Linked DNA regions of Homo sapiens: region 2 is linked to region 1. A link is an interaction called in ENCODE POLR2A ChIA-PET data of the cell type or tissue named here. Cell type or tissue: MCF 10A. All regions are shown on one strand. Links, peaks and the distances in the headings refer to the core of each region. The heading gives the core; the rest is flanking DNA.

Region 1 (5,384 bases), core at 125-5,124:
CTTAAATGCCAAGTATTATTACAGCTCAGGATTCTTTTTCTAAAAAAAATTAATGGGACTCAACTTCTAGAGAAGAAAGACACTGTCACTTTAAAAAAGTGGAATATATCTATATATTGGTGAAAGCAGTTTTATGTAAAAGGCTTTGATTTAACCAAAACACCCTCATATTAGACATACGTAAGGAAAAAGAAGCTCATGATATCCCATGGCGAAAAATAAGAGAGTATAGTTTTAGTATTTCAGATTGTGAGGTTTCAAAGGTGTTAATCTACCTAAGGATGTAAATGTCTCTTATCTGTATTTGGCTTTCCTTAGAAGTTATCCATGTGGTTTGTCATGTTAGTGTCAACAATATAGAATTATTCCATATTGTTATTATGTAAAAATATACATGATTTTAATTACAACTATCAAGATATGGAATAATTGTGGAACTAGTGATAGCTCCTCACTGCTGTTAAAATGTTTACCCCAATATTTTAAATATAACTAACTTTTACGGGATAGAAGAATTAGATTGAATATAATTTGTACATGACAGTACCACTTTCAAGGAAATAAGCAGTGGATCTAAAAGATTTTAATTTTATATTTGACATCTTTATTTACTGTCCTTAATTTCTCCCACCACAAATATGCATTTTCTCTATCTGGACTTGAAACGCATCGCTTTGGAAAACACATCTCTGCCTCTTCCCTCTTCCTTGCCACTCCTTTCTACTGGATTTCCCGGATGACTTTATATTTGCATGGTGCTTTGCCGTTCAAAAAGCATTCATACCCGTGACACCATGATACCACACTAACCCTCATGCAGGCATGAAAGACAGGTGTGTTAGACAGGTGTTTGAGGCCGGCATGTAAGACAGGTGTTATCCACATTTCACAAATAAGGAAACAAAGATGAGTTCGCTGAGGGCCCACACAACTCCAATCTTAGTGACTGAAGCCTCTATTACTCTCATACTATGACTAGCCTTCTCTTTCCAAGCCCGGTCAGACACCAAGACCTGTAGACTTTACCTCCTTAATATTTTCCAGTTAAGTCCCCTCTTTTTCTTTCCCTAATTTGGTTGGCTTAGCTAGGGTCCTTAATGCCTCCTGCCTGGACCACTATACCTCCCTACCTCATTTGAGTTATATGTGACCCCTCCTCCTTCCATCTATATGGAAGATCACTGTGCTCTGTGATCTTTGTAAAGCCCAAATATGATCATATCATTCCTTCTCCTCCTTTAAAACCCCTTTGGTTCTCTGTTGCCTACAGGATAAAGCTGAAGATGAGTACAGAAAACAGGTCCTCTGCAATGTGAAGCCTCCCTTTCTGGCTTTGAACCTCTTGTCATGCTGCCCCCAAGCACCCTCCTCCTGGGCTGCCATGCCTTCTCTGTGGTCCCTTGCAAGCACTGTTTATCTTTCAAGATTTAGCTCTTGATGGGGTCACCTCCTACCTGGCAACTTCCCCAACCCCCTCTAGGTCCTAAGGACTGACCTCTTCTTCTTTGTGCTCCTTTCCAGTACCCTGTGACTGTCATGGCAACTGTATCACTTTAGTATGTGGTTTATTTAAAAATTATAAATGGGGTCAGGTGCTGTGGCTCACACTTGTAATCCCAGCACTTTGGGAGGCTGAGGCGGGTGGGTTACTTGAGGTCAGGAGTTTGAGACCAGCCTGCTCAGTGAAACCCTCTCTCTACTAAAAAATACAAAAATTAGCTGGATGTGGTGGTGCATGCCTGTAATCCCACCTACTTGGGAGGCTGAGGCAGAAGAATTGCTTGAACCTGGGAGGCGGAGGTTGCAGTAAGCCGAGATCATGCCACACTGTGCTCCAAACTGGGCAACAGAGTGAGACTATTTTTTAAAAAAAAAAAAAATTATAAATGGGCTACTGTTTACTTGTCTTTGCCCTGCTTTGACCATATGCCTCTGGAGGGCAGGATCCTGGTCTTTTCACATCTCTGTATCCCCACAAAAAGGTTCAATTCATTTACCTTAAGGACTTCATGTTCCTTAAATCAGCTCTAAAGGCCAGGCTTTCTGATCTCTTTCTTTTTTTTTTTTTTTCTTTTTTTGAGACGGAGTCTTGCTCTGTCGCCCAGGCTGGAGTGCAGTGGCACGATCTCGGCTCACTGCAAGCTCCGCCTCCCGGGTTCACGCCATTCTCCTGCCTCAGCCTCCTGAGTAGCTGGGACTACAGGCGCCCGCCACCACGCCCGGCTAATTTTTTGTATTTTTTTAGTAGAGACGGGGTTTCACCGTGTTATCGAGGATGGTCTCAATCTTCTGACCTCATGATCTGCCCGCCTTGGCCTCCCAAAGTGCTGGGATTACAGGCGTGAGCCACTGCGCCCGGCCTAGGCTTTCTGATTTCTAGCCCAGGGCCCATTTTGGCTACACCAGACAGTATAAATAGCAATAGGAATGGATGTACTTCACTTGGAATTCCTGGGCTTGGGAAAACTGGCATGGGAAAGGCCAGGAGTTTTCTGCTGGGGTTTGGATCCTCTTCTGGAACAACCCCCCATAATTCAGTAGACTAAAGTACTGAGGGTGCTTTTGGTGAGGCAACCGCCTGCCCTTCCAATTCCTTCAGACAAAGATTAGACAGATGGATCCTGTGAAGGTTATGGCGAAAGAAGGAACATTTCCATCGAGGGAGCTTTACCATTTCTTCCCACGAAACTAGGTGAAAGGTAGTGGAGTCTGCCTAGTTACTGAGGCCAAATGATCTCATAATTACTGCTGGGAGGGGCCGTCATGCCTTAGTTTGCTTTACTTTGCTAGAGTGTAAAGGGTAATGCTTAGATATTAGATTCCAAGAAACGGAAAGGAAAGAGGATTGCTTTCCTTCATTTTATGCCTTCTTGGAAATGGAGAAGTTTCCAGGAGAAGAATCTGTATTCCATGGTCTGTGGCTTCCTAAGAGTAGCTCAAGTCCCAGTTTCTGGGAGTGGCATCTTCATAAGGATGTTTATCATATTTCAGTGTCTTAGTAAGGGCCCCAGTTTCCTCGCCTCCACACCAAATCCTCCTCCCTCAGCCTGTGTCACAGAGCTGCTCTCCGTCACACCTTACTCAAATTGAGAACACATAGGTTTTTTTTTTTTTTTTTTTTAATTTTTAAAAGCTTGGGGAATGTAAACATTTTCTACATGACTAATGAAGCTAGGCATTGTAGATAAGAGAAGCAGTGAATGTTTTAAAATCAGTCACGGTTACTGCTGGATTTTATTAGAAACACTCAGACTGGTCTAGTTTTGGGGGGTTAATATGAAATTTATAGCACAGCTGAGTAAATAAGGGTATCCACTTATTTTCAGAAATGATTTTTGAAGTTTAAACCACTTACTATGAACATTTTATAACATAGAAAACAGGTACAAAGTAGATAGAATAGTATAAACAAGGCAATCTTGTTTCATCTATATACCTGTAGCCCACCACTCCTACCTCCTACTGGTTTTGAGACAAATCCCAGACCACACTATCTTTTCATCTGTAACTATTGCAGTGTATAACTCTACAAGATAAAGATTCTTTGAAAAAATAAACACAATACCAATATCAAACCTTAAGGCTAAAAATTGTAATTGATTTTTAAAAAAATGAGTGAAATATGGCTGTTTTTCAGGGAAACTATTAGCACAATGTAGTAGTATTTAGGATTGGAGTGGACTAAAGCATCTCTAGGCACACTGTTGGGTATCTGGTTACCCAGTAGGGGACTTGGGAGAGTTCCTGTTCTCACACTAGTCCACATGGCTCTTGCTAGCACAGCAGTAGGAGCTGCCTACTTTGACATCACCAGGTACCAGGACCCCTTTTCTCTTGCCCTTCCTGCTCTGGCTATACTGGAGAGAGGAAGAAATGGAAATGCCATTCCCCAATCTCAACACCTGAGTCAGATTCGGCTCTCTTGAAGCTGAAGAAGAGAGATTCCCAATGACACGAATCAGCATGAAAGGAATTATGGTTGTGAACAGAATGTATCAAAGTGGGTGGTGTCCATGACTCTAGGTGGGATGATGGAGTCACTCTGCATCCTGTCTGTGCCTCAGGCTGCAGCTGCTTCTCTTTAATCTGCCCTCCCACCCCCTCCTCACCCCCCACTCCCCACCACATACCCAAGAGACAGTGAGAGAAACCTGAGCAGCAGCAGACATGGGGTGATGTGATATCCAGGCTGCCCACTTCCTCTGGCCCGTCAATACTTTGTGTCAGCAAGTCCTCAGGCTGTGCTGGCCCTCAAGATTGTCTGGATTTTTCATATGAAAAAAAGCTCAACATCACTGATCATTAGAGAAATACAAATCAAAACCACAATGAGATACCATCTCACACCAGTGAATGGCGATTATTAAAAAGTGAAGAAAAAACAGATGCTGGCAAGGCTGCAGAGAAAAAGGAACACTTTTACATTGTTGGTGGGAGTGTAAATTAGTTCAATTATTGTGGAAGAGAGTGTGGCAATTCCTTAAAGACCCAGAGGCAAAAATACCATTTGACCCAGTAATCCCATTACTGGGTATGTACCCAAAGGAACAGAAATCATTCTGTTATAAAGATACAGGCACAAGTATGTTCACTGCAGCATTATTCACAATAGCAAAGTCATGGAATCAACCCAAATGCCCATCAATTATAGAGTGGATAAAGAAAATGTGGTAAATATACACCATGGAATACTACGCATCCATAAAAAAGACTGAGATCATGTCCTTTGCAGGAACATGGATGGAGCTGGAAGCCATCATTCTCGGCCAACTAATGCAGGAAAAGAAAATCAAACACCGTATGTTCTCACTCTTAAGTGGAGGTTGAACGATGAGAACACATGCACACAGGGAGGGGAACAACACACACTAAGCCCTGTCAGGAGAGGTGGGAGGGAGAGCACCAGGAAGAATAGCTAATGGATGCTGGACTTAATACCTAGGCAATGGGTTGATCTGTGCAGCAAACCACCATGGCACCCGTCTACCTATGTAACAAACCTGCACATCCTGCACATATACCCTGGAACTACAAATAAAAGTTGAAGAGGAGAAGAAAAGAAAAGATTGTCTGGGTTTTCATATGAACATCCTCATTTATCTTGGAGACTTTACAAGGTTTGTAACAATTCTGTATAGATCTAAAAAATGAGCAGTACGTTTGAAACAAAATATGGAATTCTAGGTACAAAAATCAGCTCTCAAAAGTATTAGATTCTCTGAATTGATCAATCATAAACATATACTTCAAAGGGCACCTGTCCCCTTATCTTTGCAAAAGGTTCTTGCCAATTCTTAGAACAAAAAATCTGCGGAATTCAGTTCATAAAAAATGGCTTTTACAAAACAATAATTCATAACATCTCCTTGAATGGCTTCAGATAC
Region 2 (5,384 bases), core at 333-5,332, 70 kb before region 1:
ATCACTTGAACCTGGGAGGCGGGGCGGAGGTTGCGGTGAGCTGAGATCATGCCATTGCATTCCAGCCCGGACAACAAGAGCAAAACTCTGTCTAAAAAAAAAAAAAAAAAAAAAAAAAGTTAAAGCTCAAAACAAAATGCCTTGGGTGTTTCAAATAGATTCTGGAAGTTTGACTCTTATGTGTTAGGACCAGAGGCATTTGAGAAATTCAATAGCAGTAATACATTATTGATTTACATTTTCCTAAAATCCAGAAAAACAGTTGTTTCAAAATACCATGTGGACATCAATTAATTTTTATCAGTTAACTTTGGGATAAATTTTTTTCCCCCTTAATAGCAGCCTTACCTTGTCAACAAAGAGTCAAACACTGCAAAATATTTGAAAAGATTTATTCTGGGCCAAATATGAGTGACCAATGGCCTGCGACACAATCCCAGGAGACCCTGAGAACATGTGCCCAAGGTGGCTGGGCTACAGCTTGTTTTTTTTTTGTTTGTTTTTTGAGACGGAGTCTCGCTCTGCCACCCAGGCTGGAGTGAAGTGGCACAATCTAAGCTCACTGCAAACTCCACCTCCTGGGTTCAAACAATTCTCCTGCCTCAGCCTCTCAAGTAGCTGGGATTACAGGCGCTCATCACCATACCTGGCTAATTTTTGTATTTTTAATAGAGACAGCGTTCCGCCATGTTGGCCAGGCTGGTCTCGAACTCCTGACCTCAGGTGATCTGCCTGCCTCAGCCTCCCAAAGTGTTGGGATTACAAGCGTGAGCCACCACACCCAGCCTACAGCTTGGTTTTATACATTTTAGGGAGACATAAGACATCAATCAATACAGGTAGGATGTACATTGGTTCAGTCCAGAGAGGTGGGACAACTTGAAGTGGGGGCTTCTAGGTCACAGGTGGATTTAAAGATTTTTTGATTAAAGACCTGGAATCAATAGAAGGGAGTGTCTGGGTTGAGATAAGGGGCTGTGAAGACCAAGGTTCTTATTATGTAGATGAAGCTTCCAGGTAGCAGGCTTCAGAGAGAATAGATTGTAGCTATTTCTTTTCAGGCTTAAAAAGGTACCAGACTCTTAGTTAATTTTGTCCTGGATTAGGAAAAAGACCTAGAAAGGGAAAAGGATTCTCTTCAGAAAGTGGATATTCTCCACAAGAGACAGCTTTGCAGGACCATTTCAAAATATGTCAAAGAAATATATTTTGGGGTAAAATACTTTGATTTCTTTCAGAGCCTATCTGTCATGTTGATATCTTATTGCTACAAAGACTCTGTTTTGTCAGTGTTAAGGTCTATCTTAATATTAATACTAGTCAGCTGTGCCTGAATTCCAGTGGGAGGAGGGCATAATGAGGCATGTCAGACAACTCACTCATGTCATGGCATGAACTACGTTTCGGGTTTACTTTTTATTTTTTATTTTCGAGATGGAGTTTTGCTCTTGTTGCTCAGGCTGGAGTGCAGTGGCATGATCTCAGCTCACTGCAACCTCCGCCTCCTGGGTTCAAGTGATTCTCCTGCCTCAGCCTCCCAAGTAGCTGAGATTACAGGTGCCTGCCATCATACCTGGCTAACTTTTGTATTTTTAGTAGAGACAGGGTATAATTATGTTGGCCAGGCTGGTCTCGAACACCTGACCTCAGGTGATCCACCTGTCTCGTCCTCCCAAAGTGCTGGTATTACAGGCATGAGCCACCACACCCAGCCCAGACCGACTTCTGAGCTCAGAATGTGGGATAATTGAGATTATTATTGTTTCTTTTTAATAGCACTGGGCCCAGGGTTTACTTTAGAATGCCCTTAGCAGGTCAGGCGTGGTGGCTCATGCCTGTAATCCCAGCACTTTGGAGGCCGAGGCGGGTGGATCATGAGGTCAGGAGTTCAAGACCAGCCTGGCCAAGATGGTGAAACCCCGTCTCTACTGAAAATGCAAAATTTAGCCCAGTGTGGTGGCAGGCACCTGTAATCCCAGCTACTCGGGAGGCTGATGCAGAGAATTGCTTGAACCTGGGAGGTAGAGGTTGCAGTAAGCCGAGATTGCACCACTGCACTCCAGCTTGGGCGGCAGAGCGAGACTCCATCTCAAAAAAAAAAAAAAAAAAAAATAGAGAATGCCCTCAGCTGAGAGGAGGAGCCCATTCAGTTGGTTGGGGGGGTCTCAGAATTTTATTTTTGTTTTACAACATGTTGATTAAAGTTCTTCATACTGATGCAAGTTATTAGTGGCAAAATTGTAATCACAAATGCTGGTCTTACAACTAATTTCAATTTTAGGTGTCATTAAAAGTCATAGAATCATAGAATAAAAACTGATTTTGAAAGGCTGTTGAGTCCAAAGCTTTGCCCTTAAGCAAAGGCAAGTCATTCCAAACAAGATAAAAATCAATCTTATTTCAAAGTTCCCAGAGCAGGCTTTGCATAACCTAAGGCAAAATTTAAATTCTTGAGCTGTGATATACTTAACAAAAAAAGCAAACTGAGTTATTTAAAGAAGTATTGTGCCAATAATGTCTATGTAATAGCTTGTTTGTGATGTTTGCTGGTTAATGGAATATAACATGTAATCTACAATTATTTTAATTTCAGGAGTCTTTGGAATTAATATTTTCTTCTACTAGTTATAAGGTTCCTCAAAGGATTACACTGTATTTAGGACATTCATGAGGTATATAGTAGGAAGGTGCTGGGATTTTGAATCAGAACACCTGGATTTAAGTGTGTTCCCCTACAATTTAGTCCCTTGGGAAAGTCATTTAGCTTTTTGGAATTTATCTTCTTCATCTGTAAAATGTTAATACAAATTTGTGTCTGGACTTTTTTTTTTTTTACCAGATTTTTGTGTGCCCTGAAGGTGGGGTTGTATAAACAAGGCTTTGTAACAAGTTCTTGTTACCATTTGTATGAATAACATAATGTTCATATAATTTGTCGATCATGAGAAGAAACTGCAGGTTTGTTGTTAATTCCATTCAATTATGAGGTGCTCATCTCCAACACAAGTGATCCTTAACCAAGTAAGAAATCCCCCTAAAGAGGGAATGTGTATGTGTATAATGTTCATTGTAAGTGAAGTTCTGGCTCTCTTCCAGCGATGCTACCAGCAGCAGCTGCCCTGGGCACATAACAACACTGTTACTGCATCACTGTGCTCTACTGTGTTTATTATCTCATTCAATTATCCCAACAAGCCTGCAGAATTTTAAGTCATTATTCTCATTGCAGGTGATGTGACTAATGCTTAAAAACTTAGGAAACTTTGTCAAACCTCACTATTAGTAAGTCACAGAAAAAAAAAAAAAAAATGAATCCAGAGACTTGGGCTCCAGAATCCATGCTCTCAAACTTGAAAAATTTGCCTTCCAGCTTACAAAAGTCATTGGGTTTGGGAGCATCGTCTTCACTGGTATATTCCTTCTTTCAGGACTTCTGGAAATATCAAGAATATCAAGGTTCTTTGGCTTGGCCAGATCTGACCTAAGAATACAAAATTCTTTTTTATTTCTTATGTTTTTGGAAATTTTCATAAGATGTATGAGTCAAAGAAAATGCAAAATTCTTCTCGTTGTTCTAAAAGGTTAATGGCACAAATGGTTCACATTTCCACAAACTTAGTATTGTAAAAAAGAAGAAACTGTTCCTCTATTCTCTTAAATTTAGTGGCTGGGGCCTGTGAGTTAAACTGACAAAAGACAGATTAGCAGGAGAAAACATATATCGATTTTATTGATGTTAATTTTATGTGCACAGAGGGCCTTATAGAAAAAAGTAAAAAGCTCATATAAGTGGTTAGATGTGGGGGTTTATATATACCTATCTTAGTAGAGAAAAGGGAAGGGGAGAAAGGGCACTTGGGGAAAAACAAATGACTTTTTGGAAAGATAAGTGGGCCCTTGGGAGAATAGATGGGAGATACAATAGTCTTGTGAAAGTGTCCCAATCCTCTAATCATGCCTCTGTCTGGACTTCTTATCTCAGAAAAGATTAAAATTGCTCCCAGGGGAGGAGATTTGAGATTGAGTTCTTTTGAGATGCTTTTAGGGAGATCAGGGATTTCAGCAGCTCAAATGCTTTTAGCTCAAAATAGTTTTTATGCCAAAGTAGTATATTTTGGGATGGTATATCATGATCCCTGAGATATGAAATATATGTATAGGTTTTGTCCATGGTACCTGGCTCCCAGCACCCATAATCCTTGTAATTTCTTAAATGATTAGAGAAATAGGAGTATCTTTAATTAAAATATTTAGCCTTTGGTTCTTGGTTCTTGAAACAGCTCCAGAACACCTCCAGAGTGATAAAGGTCAACGATGTTGTAGTGAATGCTTATAATTCTATGTTGCCTCCGCATCCATTTCGAATGTAGTTTGGCTTTCTTGTGCCGAGACAGGGCTCAGTCACCTGTGATGCAGTTGCCAGTTCTATATCATGTCCCAATGCCTCAAGCTGGTGGCCAGAGATAAGAACATAGAGGCGTCTCTCCTGCCTAGCAGACTGGGCTCCCCACGATCCCTCCTCTTCCTTTAAAGGGACCATTTATTTGTCTGTCAAGTTAAAGTGACCCACACCCTATTCCCTTATATACATTGCTGGTTGCCACCACTTTGTTTTCTCTTCTCTCTTCCTGTCTATGCTCCCTAAGGCTTTCTTCCGTGTGGCCTCCAGGAGTGCCATGTTCCTTCCTGGGTCTGTAAGCACTAAAATCTCTTAGACTTTCACATTGTGATTATGTAATTGAAGCCCACAATACAACCCTTGTAGACCATCCATACAGGTGGATTCCTTCCTGATGCTTTTTGGTCAGTCAGGGTTGGGGACGGTAACTACCAGCTAAGTTGACGGAGAAACTCAAAGACTTTCATTGAAAATGTCAGAGACGTCTGAACAAGAGCAACTCCACCTTGAATAGGGGCTGGGTAAAATAAGGCTGAGACCTGCTGGGCTGCATCCCCAGGAAGTTAGGCATTCTTAGTCACTGGGTGAGATAGGAGGTCGGCACAAGTACAGGTCACAAACGCCTTGCTGATAAAACAGGTTGCGATAAAGAGGCTGGCCAAAACCCACCAAAACCAAGATGATGAGGAAAGTGACCTTTGGTCATCCTGACTGCTCATAATATGCTAAAAATAATGCATTAGCATGCTAAAAGACACTCCCACCAGTGCCATGACATTTTACAAATGCCATGGCAACGACAGGAAGTTTCCCTATATGGTCTACAAGGGGAGGAACTCTCAATTCCAGGAATTGCCCACCCCTTTTCCTGAAAACTCATGAATAATCCACCCCTTGTTTAGCATATAATCAAGAAATAAGTATATGTATACTTAGGCAGCCCATTTCAATGCTCTGCCTATGGAGTAGCCATTCTTTTATTCCT

The links. ChIA-PET counts read pairs that join two places held together with the same protein. Peaks named below come from ENCODE experiments on the same cell type or tissue, not always from the same donor. Only the 100,000 strongest peaks of a DNase experiment are listed, where the experiment ranks them.
Region 2: POLR2A ChIA-PET joins it to region 1 with 10 read pairs; 6 of 35 experiments call an interaction of 5 or more read pairs at or near these places.

The regions. Positions count from the first base shown.
Region 1 is chr5:126,444,358-126,449,741 of GRCh38, reverse strand. All of the region lies in intron 1 of GRAMD2B (GRAM domain containing 2B), which reads right to left. Among named protein-coding and RNA genes, the nearest start is that of GRAMD2B, 24 kb to the right of the region's middle. RefSeq lists an enhancer at 3,717-4,916. In MCF 10A, for the core only: no CTCF peak of the experiment used is centred there; DNase peaks (open chromatin) are centred at 2,711 and 3,001.
Region 2 is chr5:126,514,086-126,519,469 of GRCh38, reverse strand. No RefSeq gene overlaps it. Among named protein-coding and RNA genes, the nearest start is that of ALDH7A1, 78 kb to the left of the region's middle. In MCF 10A, for the core only: no CTCF peak of the experiment used is centred there; a DNase peak (open chromatin) is centred at 3,109.